Linked DNA regions of Homo sapiens: region 1 is linked to region 2. Evidence: chromatin contacts called from ENCODE Hi-C data. All regions are on one chromosome and are shown on one strand. The core of a region is the stretch at or near the end of the contact, and the rest is flanking DNA. Distances in the headings are between cores, read along the strand shown.

Region 1 (3,863 bases), core at 808-3,307, 4.6 Mb after region 2:
AATTTGTTTTCTCACCATCACTGAAGGCAGTTAGCATTTGCTTTCTATACTACCCCTTAAAATGGGAGATTCTAGGATCTTTCCTACCAAAAATCTTAGTTTGGCCAAAAAGAAACAAAATAATTAGCTATAATGGGTTTTGTTTTGTTTTACTTTAAGCAGTCTCATCTTTAGTGCAGTTTAGTACTGAGGAAAGCCCACAAATTTCCCATAATAGTCTCTTGTTAATATGGTATGTGCATCATTAACCCCTAAAGATTAATTAATTTAATTAAGAAGAGGCGCTCCAACACACCAGCTCTGCAGTTGGTGGGGACTTTACAAGCAAAAGGAATTTGGGCAGGGAATAGCTGCTGCCAGAGGCTGACCCTCCCACAGACCTGCCACAAAGGGAATATCACCATGGCCACCCCAGCAGGCAAGAGGTGCCTACAGCCACCATTTGGCTTTGCTATTAGAGAAGTGCTTTGCAGAGGCTTGGAAATGGGGAGCGGGAAGAGATGGGTCAGAAGTCTGGTCATTCAGGATCGCCTATTCTCTACTTTATCATCTCCAAAAAGAAACACTAATTCACTAACTTTCACATAGTCCTTAAGCTCTACAGGACTTGGCAAACTCATCACCTGCACAATAGCCCCCCTATCCTCACCCCATCCAGTAACAGAGCTGAATCTTTACCTCCTGGGAGCCCAGTCATTCTGCAGAACAGAGGGGGGTTGGAACCTTGGAGCCAGGTGCTCCCTGCTCCCACTGAACTCTTCCCCGAGGTGCCCTGACAGCCTAGGGCCCCAGCCGCTGCAGGGAGAGCAAAGGCTCATCCATCCCAACCAGCAGGGACGGAGGGCATGGCGGGGATGAAGGGCGGCCAGAGGTAAAACCCAGAGGTTCTCTCAGTTAAAGGATGGCAGAGGGTTCTCATAAATGAAAACCACGCTCTACTGCGGCAGAAAACGGAGACTTTTGCTTCTGGAGTACTGAAAACAAGTCAGGCAAAAGGGACAGGAAATATGGGATGGGTAAAACTGAGAAAAAGGACACATTAACCTGGTGGATACATTTGGAATCCCAGGTTCACCAAGTGCTTTGTAAAGTCCACCAAAGCTTCTCTGGTCACGGATTACTGTTTTCCTTTCCTAAAACTTCCACCTTTACCCCTCCACATCCGCCCCTGGCCCCTGCTAAATGTCCACTTTCAGGAGACTGATTAGCTTCCTATGAAACCACCAATGCAAAATCCAGGGTGTTTCTGAAAATGTGATGCAGCTTTAAAATTCACTAACTTCGGGCCAGGCGTGGTGGCTCATGCCTGTAATCCCAGCACTTTGGGAGGCCAAGGCAGGCAGACCATGAGGTCAGGAGATCAAGACCATCCTGGCTAACACGATGAAATCCCATCTCTACTAAAAATACAAAAAATTAGCCTGGCGTGGTGGTGGGCGCCTGTAGTCCCAGCTGCTGGGGAGGCTGAGGCAGGAGAATGGCGAGAACCCGGGAGGCGGAGCGTGCAGTGAGCCGAGATCACACTACTGCACTCCAGCCTGGGTGACAGAGCAAGACTCTGTCTCAAAAAAAAAAAAAAAAAAAAAAAAAAAAAACACTAACTTCGGATGGTCACAGGAAAGATGCAAACTAACAAGGAAAGCTTCTTCGACTGCCATGTGCCACACAACAGAATTGCGTAAACTTTGGCACAGTCACCACCCGTAAGTGATGCTGTGATGAATCTCCTGTTCCGATACACTGAAATGATTCACCACTTAACGGTGAGTGATTTTACACACTACACGCTCACACCTAAGGGCCCTGAGATGAACCCTGCTATCAAAGAGCAAAATACCTGTTTTAACACAGGCCCATAAAATTGCTCCTGGTCATGAGAGCAGGGTGGCCAAATTCCAAGCCTGCCTTTCCGGCAGAAGGTACAACCACGGATTTCACTGGGATAAAGTGATAAGAAAATTCTATAGCAGTGACTCTTGGTTCTTTAAGAATGAAACCTCCAATAATATATTACTTCCTCTGGGTGCGACAGACACAGATTAAAACATCAAAACAAAAAACCCCTTCCCTCCATCTGAGTCATTCATTACACACTATTCTAAACACTCTTGTCTAGGACTTTCCTAGGACCAGGAAAGGATCGGACATTTTGGGCCTTTTTAACTCTCATTTTGACAATTCACTCTCTAACATAATCCAATCAATGAAAATATTAGTACAAAAACCTCATGTTACAGAAATGTATGTCAGAAGATTAAAAAAAAAGCAAACTCAGTGGTGACTCACTTCTGGACGTGTAGTGATTAGGGGTTTTTGTTGTTTTTTAAAGAGACTGAGAAGGGCAATTTTAGGCAAATACCCTTCTGGGTTACAAAAGAGCAATGTATAGGTTTCCTATATGTCCTATTTGAAGAAGAAAATGAAAGTGGTTTGTTTTCAACAAATACATCTGCACAAACAACAGCTTACCTTAGTGCTACTGGCATCTCCTTCATTCCCCATCCACAAAAAATTTTAAGGGACAAATGACATAAGTGGGTGTAACTACCTTTCCAGGCTGGAGCTGCTTGTAAGAAAAACCCTTCCTGGGAAGCCAGAAGTTCCCCAGAGTACGGGAGTCCTCTATCAGCCTCCACTGGAACTTACACACGTCCTTTATTTTTCAACTGTGTGACATCACACCCACAGCTCACTAACATCTCTGTGAGGTCTCCTGGTGCCTGTGCAAAGCCCAAGCATCCAAAATCTATAAAGCTCATATAAAAATCCATGCTTACTTGCATTTGCCACAATGCTCGGCGTTACAAATGGATTAAGTACAAGGTTCCTTCCAATATTATTTTCTAGGTTTATCCTCTCTTTCTCAGCTGCCTCAAAACAATGCAGATCATACAAATACAGACAGCAGATCCCTGGTATTAAATCAGCCAAATTAGAAAAGCGAATTTACCCACAACTTTTCAAGAATACATCCGCTGTATTACAGGGAGGCACGCGACTATCTCTAGCTAAGTATTTTAAAGAAAACACACAGTTTTAAAAGGTCAGCCGTCTGGCCCACAGTGAAGTCACTGACTTTAATAGCTAGCTTATCGACTTGGGATCTCGTCCTGTTCACTTTTTCCACTGGGCTTCTTAAAGTTTACGTGTGTCATGAAATGCTTAGCTAAAGCCAAAAGGCTAAGTTTTTCTTTCTGCAGTACTAAGACGTCGTGAAACACTCTAAATTTAAAAGACCATCTACCACATCATTTTCCCTGTTTAGAGGCGTGGAGCAGTGATGATTTCCCTGGTTCTGGTTGTTGAAATGGCTGAGAAGACACGAAGTCAAGATTCAAAAACCACAAAGTATTTCAGCATGCATTATTGTACACAGACTATGCTGCTATTAAAACATGGAACTTCCTTTTCACTGAAATTACAAGCAGAAAATAGCAGATGCTGCATGCGACCTCCATCCTTGAACATACTAAAATTTTACTATGTCAAATGGAAAACTGGCTGTGAAAATGACTAGGCCACAACACACTTTTATTTCTTTTTTTTAAATCATTCGCCAAAGTCCCTAAAAACAATGCCTCACCTCTTCCACAAGGTCCATCTACGTTCTTTTTTTTTTTTTTTGAAATGGAGTTTCACTCTTGCCACACAGGCTGGAGTGCAATGGTGTGATCTCAGCTCACTGCAAACCCTGCCTCCCTGGTTCAAGTGATGCTCCTATCTCAGCCTCCTGAATAGCTGGGATTACAGGCGCCCGCCACTGCACCCAGCTAATTCTTGTATTTTTAGTAGAAACGGGGTTTCACCACATTGGCCAGGCTGGTCTTGAACTCCTGACCTCAGGTGATCCGCCCGCCTCGGCC
Region 2 (3,863 bases), core at 923-3,422:
GTTAATAACTAAAGAGTAGATACAATACAGCATAAGAATCAAACTCGATTCAAAACCTTCATTCCCAGTTTCTAATGCAGGGATGTAACAGATGTTCTTACATTTAGACTGTTATCTTGATGGGTGGCACGTCATTATCGTCGACTGCTGATGAGGTGCAGATGAATGCTGCTGGGAGCCATGTGTGATAGTGGAGGAAGTTCTAATTGGAGTGCTCTCAGTACAGAAAATTTAAGAATTTATCAATGTTTTAGGAGATAGCATATTTTGGGAAAGTCAGTGTGTCTGCAAGCTGCTGAAAGATGTTCTTGTAGACTTGTTGAAGAATTATGAACTGCAGGATGCCAGTTTTTGAAATCCCAATTCCTTTGGTAATAAGTATAAAAATAGCCACTATAAATTGAGCCCCAGGTACTGTTAAACTAACTTAATTCTCATAAGAACCCCATAAGGTAGTCAATGTCAATATCTCTTTTTAGCATTTTGGGCAAAGTAGATCCAGAGTGATTACCCAGAGTGATTGATTATTGACTGTAGGTGGAAGAGCCCATTATCTACCGTTAGCTTTGGTAGTCTTAACCGCTATGGCGCAGCTGCCTCTGCAGTTTGGATGGCTCATACAAAAATCCACTTGAGGACTGGGTGATACTTTTTTTGGTAAGACAGGTTTTCTTTCATCTAATGAGGTATGTTTTGGAGTCTTTATGTGAAACATTTTCTTCTAAACCATGATTATTAAGGGCAGGAGCTACGTCTGTGTGTTCACCATTTTATCATCAGGCTTTCAGTGGTGTATAATAAATATTTGTTGATTGGACTTGGATTCTTGAGCGGGGGCATCCAGTTGGTATGGTTAGGGAACTTTTAAGAGAAACATTTCGTTTATGCAAACAACTCTTAAAGGATGTATCTTTCAAACATTTCTTTGGTGCTGGTCAGGTCACTTACTACTGGGCTAATAGGAGTGGTGGTTTCCTCCTTGTTAAAGTTGTCTGTTACCTGAGAGTATTTGGGACTGATAGAGAAGCTGGTGGTGGGGGTGTTATTTGCAGAGAAAGCAGCTGGCACTAAGTTTACAGGCTAATTAGAAATGGTCACGCCTCTAATCCCAGCACTGTGAGAGGCTGAGGTGGGCAGATCACTTGAGGTCAGGAGTTCAAGACCAGTCTGGTCAACATGGCAAAACCCCGTCTCTACTAAAAATGCAAAAATCAGCTGGGTGTAGTGGTGCGTGCCTGTAATCCCAGCTACTGGGAGCTGAGGCGAAAGAATTGCTTGAACCTGGAAGGTGGAGGCTGCAGTGAGCCAAGATTGTGCCACTTCACTCCAGCCCGGGCAACAGAGCAAGACTCTGTGTCAAAAAAAAAAAAAAAAAAAAAAAAAAAAAAAAAGGTCAGCTTTTATCTTATCTGGTGCTGGAGGAGTTGGAAACTATTTAAAAGAGTAACCAAATTTAATCTGAAAAAGATGGTTTACTCTGTTGGCAGCTGAGAAATAAAAAGACTGGAGTAAAAATTGGAAAGAGTTCATTAGTAATAACAAAACATTTATTTTTGGGATCCATGCTATGGTTTTTGACAGTCATCTCTTATTTATTTTCATTTTTCTAACAGCTCTTAGGGTGAAGAACAGTCATTAATTCCCCTTTACAGATAATAGAGACTTACTAAAGGTAATCGCCTAACTTAATGTCACCCAGATATTAGATATTAAGTGTCAAAACTGTGATTTCAACTTGGGCTTTATGGCTCCAGCAATGAGGCTCTTAAAACATGGTCACAAAGAAAACCTTCTTCCTTGGGATGAATCAGATTTGAGAAGATCAAGGGAGTAACAGCTACCTTTGCCCTTGGAGATCAGATCCACTTAGTAGCTCTAAGTTATTAATCTTGCTTTTATTTTTTTTTTTAATTGTATGTTAGCGATCCTTTTGTTAAATGCAATGCTAGCATCCCTCTCTGTCAGGAGTTTGAATCTCAGCACCATTGATATTTGGGGCCCCATAAGTCTTTGTTGTAGGAGGGTATCTTGTACATTGTGGAATGGTTAGCAGTATCTCTGGGCCCTCTGCCCCCATAGCTGTGACAACCAGTGTCTCCAGATGGACGTCGTTAAACATCCCCTAGGGGCAGAATGGATCCCTGATGAGAATCACTCCTCAGCAGGAAGAAGACAGCAGTAAATTATAAACAGGTAAGTGTTCTAACAGGGCTTCTGAAACTCATGCGTATGAGTCACTTCATAGCTTGTCACAGTGGTTTTTTCAAGCATTACTCTGACTTAGTTGGTCTGGCTGGGAGCCAAGGGATCTGGAAAGTGATTGATGCAGGGTGTTTCTTGGACCGTACTTTTAGGGGAAGTAGCCACAAAGAGCTGAACCTCACACCCTTTCATGTAAACTTCCTGCTTAGCAACAGAATAGAGTACCTTCATGGTTATTAAAATGCTTTTCTCCTTGTCTTTTTATTTTTTCTTAGATCTGCTGGCCTATCTTGCTAGTGATTAAGTTTACAGTTCAGCTAATCATTTGCTCCAGGTTTCCGAGCTTGTAAAATCGCATGCTGTGCATATAAATGTATAGGATTTTGACCTTAGAAACTGAGGAGCAATTATCCACATGTCTTAAGACAGAGTAGGCCACCTTTTGACTTTGAAAGTATCACCAGGAGGGCATTTTATTTTTGAAAGTCAAGTTTTGTGTTTCGAAATATGTTTGTTGGGCTTCTTGGTAGCAGTTTAAGTTTTATTGTGATTAGGGGCTGAAACAAGTGATAAAAAATGAAGTTTCCTATTTAGTGATGTGATGTCACCTGTTGCTGCAGATGAGAGTTGGTTCTCTTTAAAAATTTGAAAGTGATACCATTTATATTTCAGGATTCTCACCATGTAATTTCTCTCTTCTGGCTATCAACCTGCACTTTTTAAATTTAAATTTTTATTCAGATTGTAGGTTCACATACAGTTGTAAAAAATAATACAGAGATATCACTTATATACTTTGCCTAGTTTCCCCAAAGGTAGCATTCTGGTAAAACTATGGTATATCACAGGATATTGATATGGATATAGTCCACTGATCTTCTTCAGATTTCCTGATTTTAATTTATACTTATTATGTGCATTATGTAGGTGTGTGCATGTGTGTATAAATTCTATATAATTTTGTCATTTGCGTAGGTTCATGTATCCACTATCCCAGTCAAGATACTGAACAGTTCCAATACCATAAGGATCCCTCATGTTTCCCTTTTATAACCACGCCTACCTCCTCCCTCCTCCCATCTCTAACTCCTAGAAACCTCTAATCTGTCTTCATTTCTAAAGCTTTTGTCACTTCAAAAATGTTACATAAGTGGAATCATACAATATTTAATCTTTGCAGATTGCTTTTCTTTCACTTGGAATAATTCTCGGGAACTCATCCATTTTGTGTATATCAGTGTTTGTTCTGTTTTATTGTTGAGTAATATGCCAAGGTGTAGATGTGCCACAGTTTAACCTTTCACTTATTGAAGGATATCTGGACTGATTCCAGTTTTTGGCTATTACAGATAAAGCTGCTGGGAACATGTGTGTACAGGTTTTTCTATGAACCTACATTTTCTATTTCTCTGGAATTAATAACCAAGAGTCCAATTGCTGGGTTGTGTGGTAGTTACGTATGCAGTTTTATGAGAAATTGGCAAATGGTTTTCCAGAGTGGCTGTACCATTTTGCATTCCTGTAGCAACATATCTCTGCAGCCTTGGCAATTTTTGACATTACAATTTGATATTGATATTGATACTGATTTTTAATTTTTTACTTTAGCCTTTTGGATCACCAATGTAGTGATATCTCATTGTAGTTTGAATCTGCATTTA

What was found. Hi-C counts contacts between places; a loop is a spot of excess contacts on that map. Pooled maps may share reads with other maps.
Region 1: a loop to region 2 is called in a map with no recorded cell type, with 9 times the contacts of the local background. The contact joins two enhancer-like sites. A Hi-C loop is called at or near these places in 2 of 37 single-sample maps with no recorded cell type and 1 of 50 pooled maps.

The regions. Positions count from the first base shown.
Region 1 is chr3:66,470,739-66,474,601 of GRCh38, forward strand. All of the region lies in intron 1 of LRIG1 (leucine rich repeats and immunoglobulin like domains 1), which reads right to left. Among named protein-coding and RNA genes, the nearest start is that of LRIG1, 28 kb to the right of the region's middle. RefSeq lists a silencer at 1,743-1,792. Within about 2 kb of position 2,058, at least 9 of the 41 ENCODE cell types and tissues checked have a DNase peak (open chromatin) inside an H3K27ac peak, as active enhancers do.
Region 2 is chr3:61,892,944-61,896,806 of GRCh38, forward strand. The region is part of intron 2 of PTPRG (protein tyrosine phosphatase receptor type G); the gene reads left to right. Among named protein-coding and RNA genes, the nearest start is that of PTPRG, 330 kb to the left of the region's middle. Within about 2 kb of position 2,173, at least 16 of the 41 ENCODE cell types and tissues checked have a DNase peak (open chromatin) inside an H3K27ac peak, as active enhancers do.